Regions from separate parts of the Mus musculus genome. Here all the other regions are linked to region 3. The links are chromatin contacts, found by Hi-C or POLR2A ChIA-PET in ENCODE. All regions are on one chromosome and are shown on one strand. The core of a region is the stretch at or near the end of the contact, and the rest is flanking DNA. Distances in the headings are between cores, read along the strand shown. Region 1 has its middle 19 kb from the start of Gm19510. Region 2 has its middle 66 kb from the start of Gm19510. Region 3 holds the start of Trib1 (tribbles pseudokinase 1).

Region 1 (3,746 bases), core at 735-3,234, 130 kb before region 3:
GTCCCTCCAAGGAACATCTGTCCAGGCTCTGCAGCTGGCATGGTCCCTCCATCACAGTGGAGAGCCAGGGTGATGGGAAGATCGCAGTTCTCATTTGCAGCCTGGCTTCTGTCCACATCCCAACAATGACACAACTAGCTCCTCCGAGGAGCACTTTCCAATCTCCACCGAGATCTGTTGGATGGGCAGCCCAGTTTCCATCCCAGCCAAGCACAGGCAGCTGTGGGTGGGGGCGTGGACACCGCTCTCATCCACCCGGGGATCTGGGAAGACGGCGCTCAGCTCCTCACCCGCCAGAAACCCAGCCAAGCATAACAGGGCTGCTGCTGAGGCCTTGAGGAACCAAATGGAAAAGAGCCCAAGTTGGGGCTATGAACGCCAAGGTCATCAGAGAAGCATGCTCATCTACCCCTGCTGATGGAATGGTCCCAAAGGGAAAGATTTAACTTGTTTTAGGAACTAGTCAGAGCCTGGATTGGGCGCACTGCCAGCGCATTACGAGAACAATCTCTGGGAAATGGAGAATGGGGTTCTTTGCCAAGCAGACTGAATCTCTGGAGCTTGACATCCAGTGGCCCCTGATACTCAGCCAGCCCCTCATTCCTTGGGACCTCCCTCATCAGTGCAGCACCAGACAAGCTGGGTGTTGATTCTTATTCGCCATATATGCAGAGTTCCTATAGTGCAGAAGTTACAGAAAGGGCTTAAGGAGCCGCCTCTGCCCTCCAGGCCTTTGTCTGGAGCCCACGGATAATTACAATACAATACCTTAGATGCTGCAATGTTACAGCTCATCCCCAGAACCCAGAAAGAGGAGCCCTAGCCCTGTCTGAACAACCAGGAAGAGACACGGGTCTGGCCTGGAGGAGTGACCCTGATCAGATAACACTGATGAAATGTCTTCTAGGTCCTGAGTGAAGACCAAGACTGGGCAGGGACAAAGTGAAGGTGTGAAGGTTTCAGTGGGTTCTTCCAATTGCCCCTGCCCCTGCCCCTTCCCCTAAGGGAGAGTCTCCCCTGAGGAGATAGATCATTTACTACTTAGTTTAGCATCCTGTCTTTGTGAGCCGACCCAGATACATTTCCAGAGGCCTTGGGAATCTCCAAGAACCCCAACAGTACATGCCAGCTTAACTCCAAGAAGGGGAACCAATGTCCCCTGGCTCACACCCTGAGCAGTCAGTCACACCTGTGAAAGAAAATGAAAGACACGCCACCTAGGTTCTAAAGTGATCACGTGTGAAATTCCAAATAAAACCAAGGATAGAATTAGGAATGAAGATAGCCCTTGCCTCCTCAAAGGTGCCGGTGGCAAATTCACAGACCCATCTCTATGCCAACAGCTGTTCCCACAGAAACGCTGCCAGCCCCCGAGGCTCCCACTTCCTGTGACTTCTTCACAGGGCCTTTCATGATCCTGGGGTCAAGAGTGAGCTCAAATAAGCCTTCATGAAGATAACTTGGACTTTTTCAAAGAGCTGTCTCACTTTGCCATTGAAGAAGGGTCTCCTGGTTGGGCTGAGGAGGCTGCCTCACCTACAGGGCTCACCTACAGACCAGGAGGCTGTCACATGGCACTGTCCTAGAAGTCATGAGAGGAGGAGGAGGAGGAGGAAAAGATGGACAGGGGACAGGCAAATGGGAGAGGGAAGAAAAATTGGAGGACAGTAGAGAAAAATGGAAGGAGAAAAGGAAGAAGGAAGGAAGGGAAGGGGAAAGTAGAAAACTTATATTTCTTTGAGTAGACACAAAATACCATGAGACATTTTGTTGACCCTATTTTAAAAAAAAAAAAAACTGGGACTATGAGAAATAAAGGAAATCACTGAAGGTCAAAACCCTAGTAAACAGAGATTTGATCCAAACTCCAAGGACTCTGAATCTTGTGCTTTTTCTAGACAGCCCAGATAAAAATAACTTCCCTGTATTGAGCATGTGCCCCATGCCAAGTCCCGAAAAGGCACTTTACAAATGCAGTTTCTCCAAGCACAGCAGGCCCTGCTCAGCTGCCTCTGCAGTGCAGGAGGAATAGACAGGGCCACCCCAGGGACTTGGCACCCTGATGGCAAAAGTTTTAAAATGATGGAATAGACACATCTAGTAATCATGGTGACTAGCACGTACGTGCTGCTCTGGTAGAGACCTACTTCCCAGTAGCTAGCTACATCTCTGAACAAACACTGTGGGTGAGGCTTGGCCCAAGCTCCCCTACCTTCTGCTGTCTGCCCATCAAGGGGTCACCAACCTACCCAGGGCCTTGCAGAAGGTGACCACACAAATATGGTATGGGATTCAAATGCAAGCCATGAATCTAGAGATTCCTTTTCTTTATGAAGCTAAAACTCTGCCAACCAAAAGATTGTCCTATGCCTGGAGACCCTACACCTGGAGACCCTACCTACCTCACTTTTCTGAGGTTAGGAATACCATTACTTTGGATGTCTCAATGCTTTTAACAGATTTTGGAGCCAATGAACAGAACCAAGCCCATGGCAGGCATGACCATTGTGTGGGTTGTTTGGTGGATTTGACTGTGTCTGTCATTTTGAAATCAGCAGTTCGATGATTTTTAACCACATTCATTTGTTGTTCAGCCCTCAACCCCATTCCTCTCCAGAACTTTGTCACTCCAAACTGAAGCTCTGTAGCCATTAAACAATAACTCTATGGCCTTCTCCTTACCCACATCAACCACTGCTTTGTTTGCATAGCCTGGATTACCCTAAATTTCCTACAAGATGAATTAGCAGCACTTACCCTTTGAGAGCTGCCTTGTTTTACTTAGCACAATGCCCTCATGGCTCATCCACGTTGTACTTGTATCTAAATTTTCTTCCTTTTAAAGGCTGAGTTCTGTTCCAGTACATAGATCTACCAACTCTTGTTCATCTGTTCATCCTTTGATGGTGCTTGATATAATTTTTAAAATTTATTTTGGCCTTACACGTGTCTGTGTTTTCCCTACATGTTCGTATGTGCACTATATGTATGCTTGGTGCACACAGAGATCACAAAGGGATGTCAGATCCCATGGAACTGGAGGTATGGATAGTGGTGAACAACTATGTAGGTACTGGGACCCCAACCTAGGCTGCTGCAAGAGCAACAAGGTTCTTAGCTACTGAGCCATCTCCATAGCCTCATACTTGGTTTAATATTAAAGATCACTGTAATCCAAAAGCCTAGGAATTCTTTATCCAGCCTATGTGCATGTGTAAGGGATGCTGTGTTCACTACTCTCTTTATTCTGAAGCACCTTATGGCAGAGACAATAACCCTGTATCTGTTATTATTATTATTATTATTATTATTATTATTATTATTATTATTATCATTTTGAGACAAGGTCCCTCTATGTATTTCTTCCCATCCTGGAACTTGATATGTAAACCAGACTGACCTCAAACTCACAAAGATCTACCTGCCATTGCCTTCCACATGGTGGGATTTAAAGGCATATACCACCAAGCTCAGCCCTTAACCCCTATCTTCATCTAACTTGCTGAAGGAACATCTCATTGGATACCATAAGAAACATTCAGTCACTAACTTTAGAAACACAAGAATACCCCCAACTGTGGGATTCAGAGTAACCCATGAACCCCCAGGGCAATGGGCTAGCCAGGAACTCAGCAAGAGTAAGTGCCTTGCCTAGCATAGGACCTGGTGGGCAGACAGAGAATGCTAGCCTCTCCCCAAGGAAGCATTGGGTCATCGGCCTGGCCTTTCACACCACCAAACTGTGG
Region 2 (3,298 bases), core at 664-3,163, 80 kb before region 3:
ATGAAATCTAGACCCAGGAGAAGCAGAACCAACTGTCTCATCACCTCTTTAGTCCTGTATGTGCCCAGGAAATTAGGAATAGGAATTCAGATGTTGAGACGTGGATTCTGATCTTGGCTCGTCTCCTTGTCCCTCAAGCCTATCTGATGGAGTGGACAATACAGTTTGCAACCTGATTTCCAGTACTGTAAGTCCTCTGCTCTGTGAGCTCCTTTTCTTCCCTCTCACCCTTCTGATTGCCCCAGGGTGGCCCATTACCCACTGCTCTTGTTAATTTTTTCTGAATGTTTGGTCCAGAAACAGAGTCCACAAAAACCTAACTGAGTTTGAAGTGTTCTTACTACTACTACTGTGAAGAGGATGACTTCAACACTCCGTGGTACAAACAACCTCCCCCCTTTATTTTGTTACTGGTTTTGTGGGCCAAGAATTCAGAGCTAAAAGTCCTTGCTCTAGGGAGGGGCATGCCTCATGAAGATGGACTGTATCCATCTGAATGCCGATGAATGACTGGGCTTCCCGGATACATCCAATCTCAGTCCGGGATGCTGGCAGCTAAGGCTGCCTCTGGTGAGGCGGTCAGAGAAACCTCTACAGTATGGCTGTCTTGAGGCTGTCAGCCCTCTTACCTGCATTTCGGAGTGATAGAAGAAAACCATGTAGGAGTTCTGTGGGCTTTTGAGAGACTAGGGCCTCAAAGAGCCAAGCCTCTGCTGTCTTCTATGAATCTGACTCACAGAGACCAGCTCGGATTCAAAGGAAGGGAACACTGGCCTTACCTATCATTGAAAGGTGGGCCAAAAAATGTACAGAGTTATCCTAAAATGATCCTACCCTGTCCATGAACCCCCTCCCACAGTGCCCTTGAGCACAACTGCGAAGGGAAGGGAAGGGAAGGGAAGGGAAGGGAAGGGAAGGGAAGGGAAGGGAAGGGAAGGGAAGGGAATCCCAAAATTTAAGTGTATTGCCCTGACAAAACCTGTGAATAGAACTCTCATCTCTGGGTCTTTATGCACCATGAGTTTGGACTAACTGTGGGCTGCATCCAACATCTTTTGTAGCATAAAGATTGGTCACTCTGAAGTTGTTTTATCTCTGAAGGGAAACGAGCAGCAGATACCTAAGAACTTCCTTTTCCTCCAAGACGGATCGACCCAGTGCCTTTTTCCAGCTGACCACAGCAAATCCTGACTCTTTCCACCTCTCTGAAGCCCATTTTATCTTTTGAAAGATAAAACTGATAATGATCACTTCATCTGTCTTCCCCACCCCGTCCCGCCCGGAGCTCTGGTAAGATGACGGACACTGTGATAACCTTTGTTAGATAGCAGTAGGTTACACTTGTTTCTATCTTCTAAAGAGCTGGAGTGAATTGGGCTAGGAGCTGGGGCCCCCAAAGGATCAAGGAAAGGGCCTGGTATCATTAGGATGTAATATGATGATATCAATGTAGGCCCAATAGACTTCAGAAAGGTGGGAAGAGGCGGGGTTTGCTGTTAACTGGTCAGCATTCAGAATGTCCCAGGCTTCTGAACCACTTTCAGTTTTGCAACGATCATCCCATCCATCAAGTCTATTAAGAAGTCATGAAGAAACTCAGGCGCACATCAACTAAAAGACAAACCTACAAACACACAGCTAATGAGCCAAAATGCCTGGCTATCCACCCTGGTCTCTTAGTGTCTACTGAGGAGTTCTATAAAGCCCTCTACTGGGGGCCTTGTGGGTCTTCCTCACTCTTGTGACAATCTCCATTCGCACCGTCCCCCACCCCCACCCCCGCCTCACCCTGAGAGCTGGAATTACGGAAGTCTGCCATGGTGCCTGTCTTCCGCTTGTGTTCTTCACAGTGTGCTCAGCTGGCAGATACGGTTTCCTGATTTTACAGAAGAGAAAGCAGGGCTCAGCTGTCTGCAGACTCACTCCAAAACACCATACGGGATGTGAACTTCACGCTAACTTCAAAGCTTGGTAGTTCCTAGCCACTTTCCTCTCTGCCTTGCTACTTGGGAAAGCATGAAGAGTTCTTTTCTACTGAATAGCTGCCAGAAATATCTCTCTTGGGTTATCCAGATGAGGAGACCCTCTGGGACTTGCAGGTTCAGAGCCTATGTCTCTTCACTTGAAAATGCACCCCATCTCTCCTTCAGTCCTGACAAGTAGCTTTTGCACATTAAGTAACAGGTCTCCAGCCAAAACTCAAGTGAGCGATGCAGGTCCTTCCATCTCTGAAAGACCCAGAGACCTAGGTCCCTGCAGTCTCAACTGTCAGACCTTGGGGACCACACCCAAATACTCTGGAAATCTGTAACTCGAACCCTCATTCTCCTCCCACAGCCTGGGGTACAGGCACTGCTGATTCATTTTAAGAAACTTTGCTTTCCACAGCAGCATAAGGAAGGACTGTCCCCTGCTAGAGCCACGTGTGTTTGCTATGATTCATCCTGTTGCCTGCAACCTCCTCAAAAAAAAAAAAAAAAAGGCCCTTACACAACCAGGAGCCTCTGGGAGCCACACAGTACAGGGGCTTCCCCTCTTAGTCACCCTCTGGGCCTAGGTCCACTTCCACGCAGCCACGAGAACTTGGAGGGACAAGCATATGCCCCAAAGAGGAACTGAGCACATTAGCAAACTGGGTGAAGGCCACCCCTCAGGGTCAGAGATGAGATGAGGCAAGACAGCAGCTGTGCTGATCCTGTAGAGCGAAATGTGCACGGTCAACAAAAGTTTCCGGCACACGGGGGCCCTGCCCTGTCCCCTCTGGCCCCAGGCACTCTGGGATGAGAGAAAATGACAAGGATGCAGCCTTGCTGTGCAAATGGAAATGTGGTGTGCTGTGCGGGTGGACCCTAAAGCTGATCTGTGAGCCCAGGCAGAAGCCTACAGAGATGGCCCCCATCTGGTGTGATCCTCTCTGTGGGAGCTTCACGGACACAGACACAGACACAGACACAGACACAGACACACACACACACACACACACACACACACACACACACACGTACACACACACGTACACACGCATGTGCGCGTGCACACTAGCGTCTGTGCTTCTTAGAGTCTCTATGCCGCTGTTTGCGCTGGTGGGTCTTGGTTGTCGATTTGTTTTACAACAGACAGAGAGGCTTGAGAGTGAATTGTCCAAACAACCCTTTTGCCTACAATAAAAAGTGAACCCAGAAAGAAAGGACACACACCTAGGTCACAAAATAACTAGGGGCCAGGTTAAGCCTGACCATGACCGTGGCCTGCAAAGTTGAAATGATTACCTCACATTACCTCTAACTAAGTCAGCCTC
Region 3 (3,365 bases), core at 44-2,543:
GCGCAAAGAGCTTGCCAGTTGCTCCAAGTCCCGAGGAGGCACACACTGCAGGGCGTCCTTCCAGGACAGGGGGAGGAGGGGGATGAGAGCAGGGCAATGGCATGGCCCTGGAACCCATTGCAATTCCAAACTTAAATGGAACGCCACGCGCTAGCAATACAGAGCGCCAAAGAAAAGAACAGAGATAAAAGAACTGAACCCTGCACTTCCTCTAGACCGCCTAACCCTCACCAAAAAACACTCCACAGGAAAGCACTCAACCTCCAAAAACACGAAGCTGACCAAAATACCCTCCTTATCCAACTAAACGCCCTTATCTGCTCTGCCAAACCCAAGCGCTGGCGGGACTGTGATCCCGGTGGGCCGGAACCTAGGCACTTCTGTGGACGATCCAGACCCGCAACCTCCGCCCCAGGATGCTTACCTTGCAGCGCAGCTCGCGGCCGGTGTGGATGCACAGTGCCCGGGACACATGCTCGCGCTCAGCTAGGGGTAGCAGCAGGTAGTCGGCGATTCGGCTGGGCCCGGGTGAGCTCACACAGCTGCCGCCGGTCCCCTGCGTGGAGGGCGGAGGCTGAGGGCTGCAGGGCGAGCCAGGGGGACTGAGGTAGTCGGGGGGACTCGAGCACTCAGAGAGGCGCGGACACTTGGCCGCCACTGCCCCCGCGTCGTCCGTGTCCAGCAGGCGTTTGGCCGGGGTTCCCCGGGCAGCCGGAAACAGTAGACCCGGACCGCGGGGCTGCGAGGCGCCGCTCAGGGCAAAACGCACGGGACCGACCCGCATCGCGGCCCTGGCCGGAGCGGCCCCGGCTTTGTAAATCCCTGGATCTGCGCTGTGACTTCTTCCAGTCGGCGGGATGGAGTTTGCAGATAGAGCTTGGATCGGTCCCCAAGAGGAGCCGTTCCAGGACGCTGGCGTTGTCCACCAGAACCACGTTGGCCACGCGTCCAAGGGTGGGAGGCCGGCTAAGGTCTCCAGACCCCCACAGGCACCAGGTCTGGGCGCCTCGTTGGCGGTGGCCGCCGCTATTGTTGCCGAGGCTGTGGATAGTCCGGGACGTGGAGACGGCCCGAGTTCCCGGGTGTTGAGCCTCGAGGACAGGATTCCACAGGCTCCTCGGCTTCTCCGAGCAAACGCACTTCCCAAAGCAATTAGTCTGGCGTAAAAGCCGGTACAACTTTTCCGCGCCGCTCGGAATCCTGCGCGCTCCTGGGCTCCAGGCGTGTGAGCGAGCGAGACGCGCTCCAGGAGAGAGAGAGAGAGTGACCGACTATGAGTGTGTGTGCCGCACTGATCCCGGCCAGTGCACTCCTTCTCCTTTTCCTCCACCTCCTCCGCCTCCCGGTGACTCACGCTGTATACACACACACACTCACAGCCCGGGCTGTGTAAACAGTTGGGAAGCCGGGTTGTGCAATGAGGTGGCTGCGACGACTCCGGCCCCGTCGCCCGGCTTGCAGTCACCGGAGCGGAGGGAGGAGACTAGGGGGGAGGGGAGGTGGAGTTGGAGGCTGGAACTGTAAGGGGTGGCTGGAGGCCTGGGGATGCTCCTGACCGCGCGCGCCGAGGCGCAGGTGGGAACGTCCTGGGACGCCTTGGGCGCGCGCACACGCCCCCCGGGTTGGGCTGGGCAGCAGGCTGCGCGCGCCCCACCGCAGGCCCGCGGGCCCGTAGCCCAGGGAGGGGGCGGAGGCAAAGCTCCCGTGACGTCAGGTTCCCGGGGAAGTGGGCGGGAGGGGCGGGGCAGCAGGGGCGAAACGACCGCTGATTGGTGCGCGCGCATCATTCACACAACACAATGGAGCACCGAGCTCCCGGCGGCCGCGCGCGCACCTCCTGGCTGCGCACCGGCAGCTGGCTGAGACCCAGTGGTCACGCCTTTATCCTAGTGGGTCCCCCCCTCCCCGCCGTTCTGCACTTTGGGGAGCTCCCGGTGGAGCTGTGGGCGCCGTCGAGTCGCGGCTGCAGCCGGAGGAAGGGGCGAGAGGAAAGGTGATGAATTCCATTATCAGTCATTCACCCCCACGCGGTAGTTCCGGGGAAGACCTGTGCGTGGTAGTGAATGTGGCTTTTTTTTTCTTCCCCTCTTTTCCTGCCCCCTCCCAACTCTAATCCCCAGCGTCTGTTCGCTTCCACAAATAGAACCTTCTGTTGGATGAAATAAAAGCAAACACTGGGCCTTCTGCTCTGCCTCCACCTCCACGCCCCTCCCGCGCCTGCCGCCCGCCCGGATTGCACGGAAATAGCCTCTCCAAGCTCCTGGGCCGCCCCTTCGCGGTGACTCGCCGAAAGAGCTTCCTGAGCTCCGGCCGGTGGGAAACAAAGGATGTGGGGAACTGGCGGAAGGGGCCCACGTGGCTGGCGCCAGATTCCTGTCCCCTCCCGCCTGCAATGCGCGCCCGAGGGTCTAGGGCGCCAGTGCGGCCAGGAGTATTGGATACTGGGGTACGGGTCATTCTATTCACTGCCAGGGATACCATCTGCACGCGGACAAGGTCGCATGTATACTTTCATATAGTTTGAGTTGTGTGCTCTTGAAACTGGCTGACCTTGCTCCCTGGAAACAGCTTGCAGTCACATTTTGTGTTGCTGGGTTTTGTTTGGTCCCCCCCCCCCCCACTTCTTTCGCAAACCAGGTCAGTTTGGAGTCTCTGGATCCTCACTTAGCATAGATGCCTATTATCAAAATCCTTTCTTGCAATTATGCTGAATAATTAATTTTCTAAAACCAGGTCAAACCCAAGAATAAATCCTTTTCATCATTAATTCTCCAGTCATTCAACAAACGCTAATTAAGCATCTCCAAGGGTTAGTTAGGCGCTGGGGATTAGGAGACTTAAATTGAGACAGTAATGATAATTGGCATCAGTTGTGGCCCAGGGGCGTGCGGGCTCCTTACTCTGATTATTTTGCATACGTTATGAACTTTAGTTTTACACTCACTTCATAGGGTTACATTTTGCTCCATTTGATTAAAAAAAAACAAAAAACGGAAGCCTAAAACCTTTAGCTTCCTTGCTGTGATTCAAAGGCGACGGGAAGCAGTCCATAGTCCGTAGGGGAAGCTTCTCCGGCACTCTTGTAGACTCAGAGGAGACCACAACTTGCAAAGAAAGGAACTGTTAGGGAGGCCTCCATAGGGTTATGCGAACTGCCCAGAGGAAATCCGTGTACGGAACAGCAGCTTGGCTAGGAGAGGGAGCTGAATCTTGACAGGTTATCGGGACTAAGTATGTTTAGGAAGTTGCACTAGACCCTGAGGTTTTTTGTCCTACCTGATAAGATTCTCTCCTGAAGGAATCTTAGGATGTACTGAGCTGCCCGCTGGGCCTGTTACTGGACAATGAACCCAACCAATACTGTG

Evidence for each region. A loop is a pair of places that touch in the nucleus more often than their neighbours do. ChIA-PET counts read pairs that join two places held with the same protein, here RNA polymerase II (POLR2A).
Region 1: POLR2A ChIA-PET joins it to region 3 with 22 read pairs in Patski. The contact joins the enhancer-like site here to the promoter of Trib1 in region 3. A Hi-C loop is called at or near these places in 1 of 37 maps with a recorded cell type or tissue (heart). POLR2A ChIA-PET finds 5 or more read pairs at or near these places in 2 of 5 experiments (Patski and embryonic stem cell).
Region 2: a loop to region 3 is called in a map of left cerebral cortex, with 5 times the contacts of the local background. The contact joins the enhancer-like site here to the promoter of Trib1 in region 3. A Hi-C loop is called at or near these places in 3 of 37 maps with a recorded cell type or tissue (T-helper 1 cell, T-helper 2 cell and left cerebral cortex). POLR2A ChIA-PET finds 5 or more read pairs at or near these places in 2 of 5 experiments (Patski and embryonic stem cell).

Annotation. Positions count from the first base shown.
Region 1 is chr15:59,774,230-59,777,975 of GRCm38, reverse strand. No RefSeq gene overlaps it. Among named protein-coding and RNA genes, the nearest start is that of Gm19510, 19 kb to the left of the region's middle. Within about 2 kb of position 1,984, at least 1 of the 3 ENCODE cell types and tissues checked has a DNase peak (open chromatin) inside an H3K27ac peak, as active enhancers do.
Region 2 is chr15:59,727,603-59,730,900 of GRCm38, reverse strand. No RefSeq gene overlaps it. Among named protein-coding and RNA genes, the nearest start is that of Gm19510, 66 kb to the left of the region's middle. Within about 2 kb of position 1,913, at least 2 of the 3 ENCODE cell types and tissues checked have a DNase peak (open chromatin) inside an H3K27ac peak, as active enhancers do; they include left cerebral cortex, where a contact is called at or near this core.
Region 3 is chr15:59,646,582-59,649,946 of GRCm38, reverse strand. It overlaps Trib1 (tribbles pseudokinase 1), which reads right to left and starts at 1,293. Exons shown (of 3, transcript NM_144549.4): 1 at 425-1,293. The coding sequence starts at 784.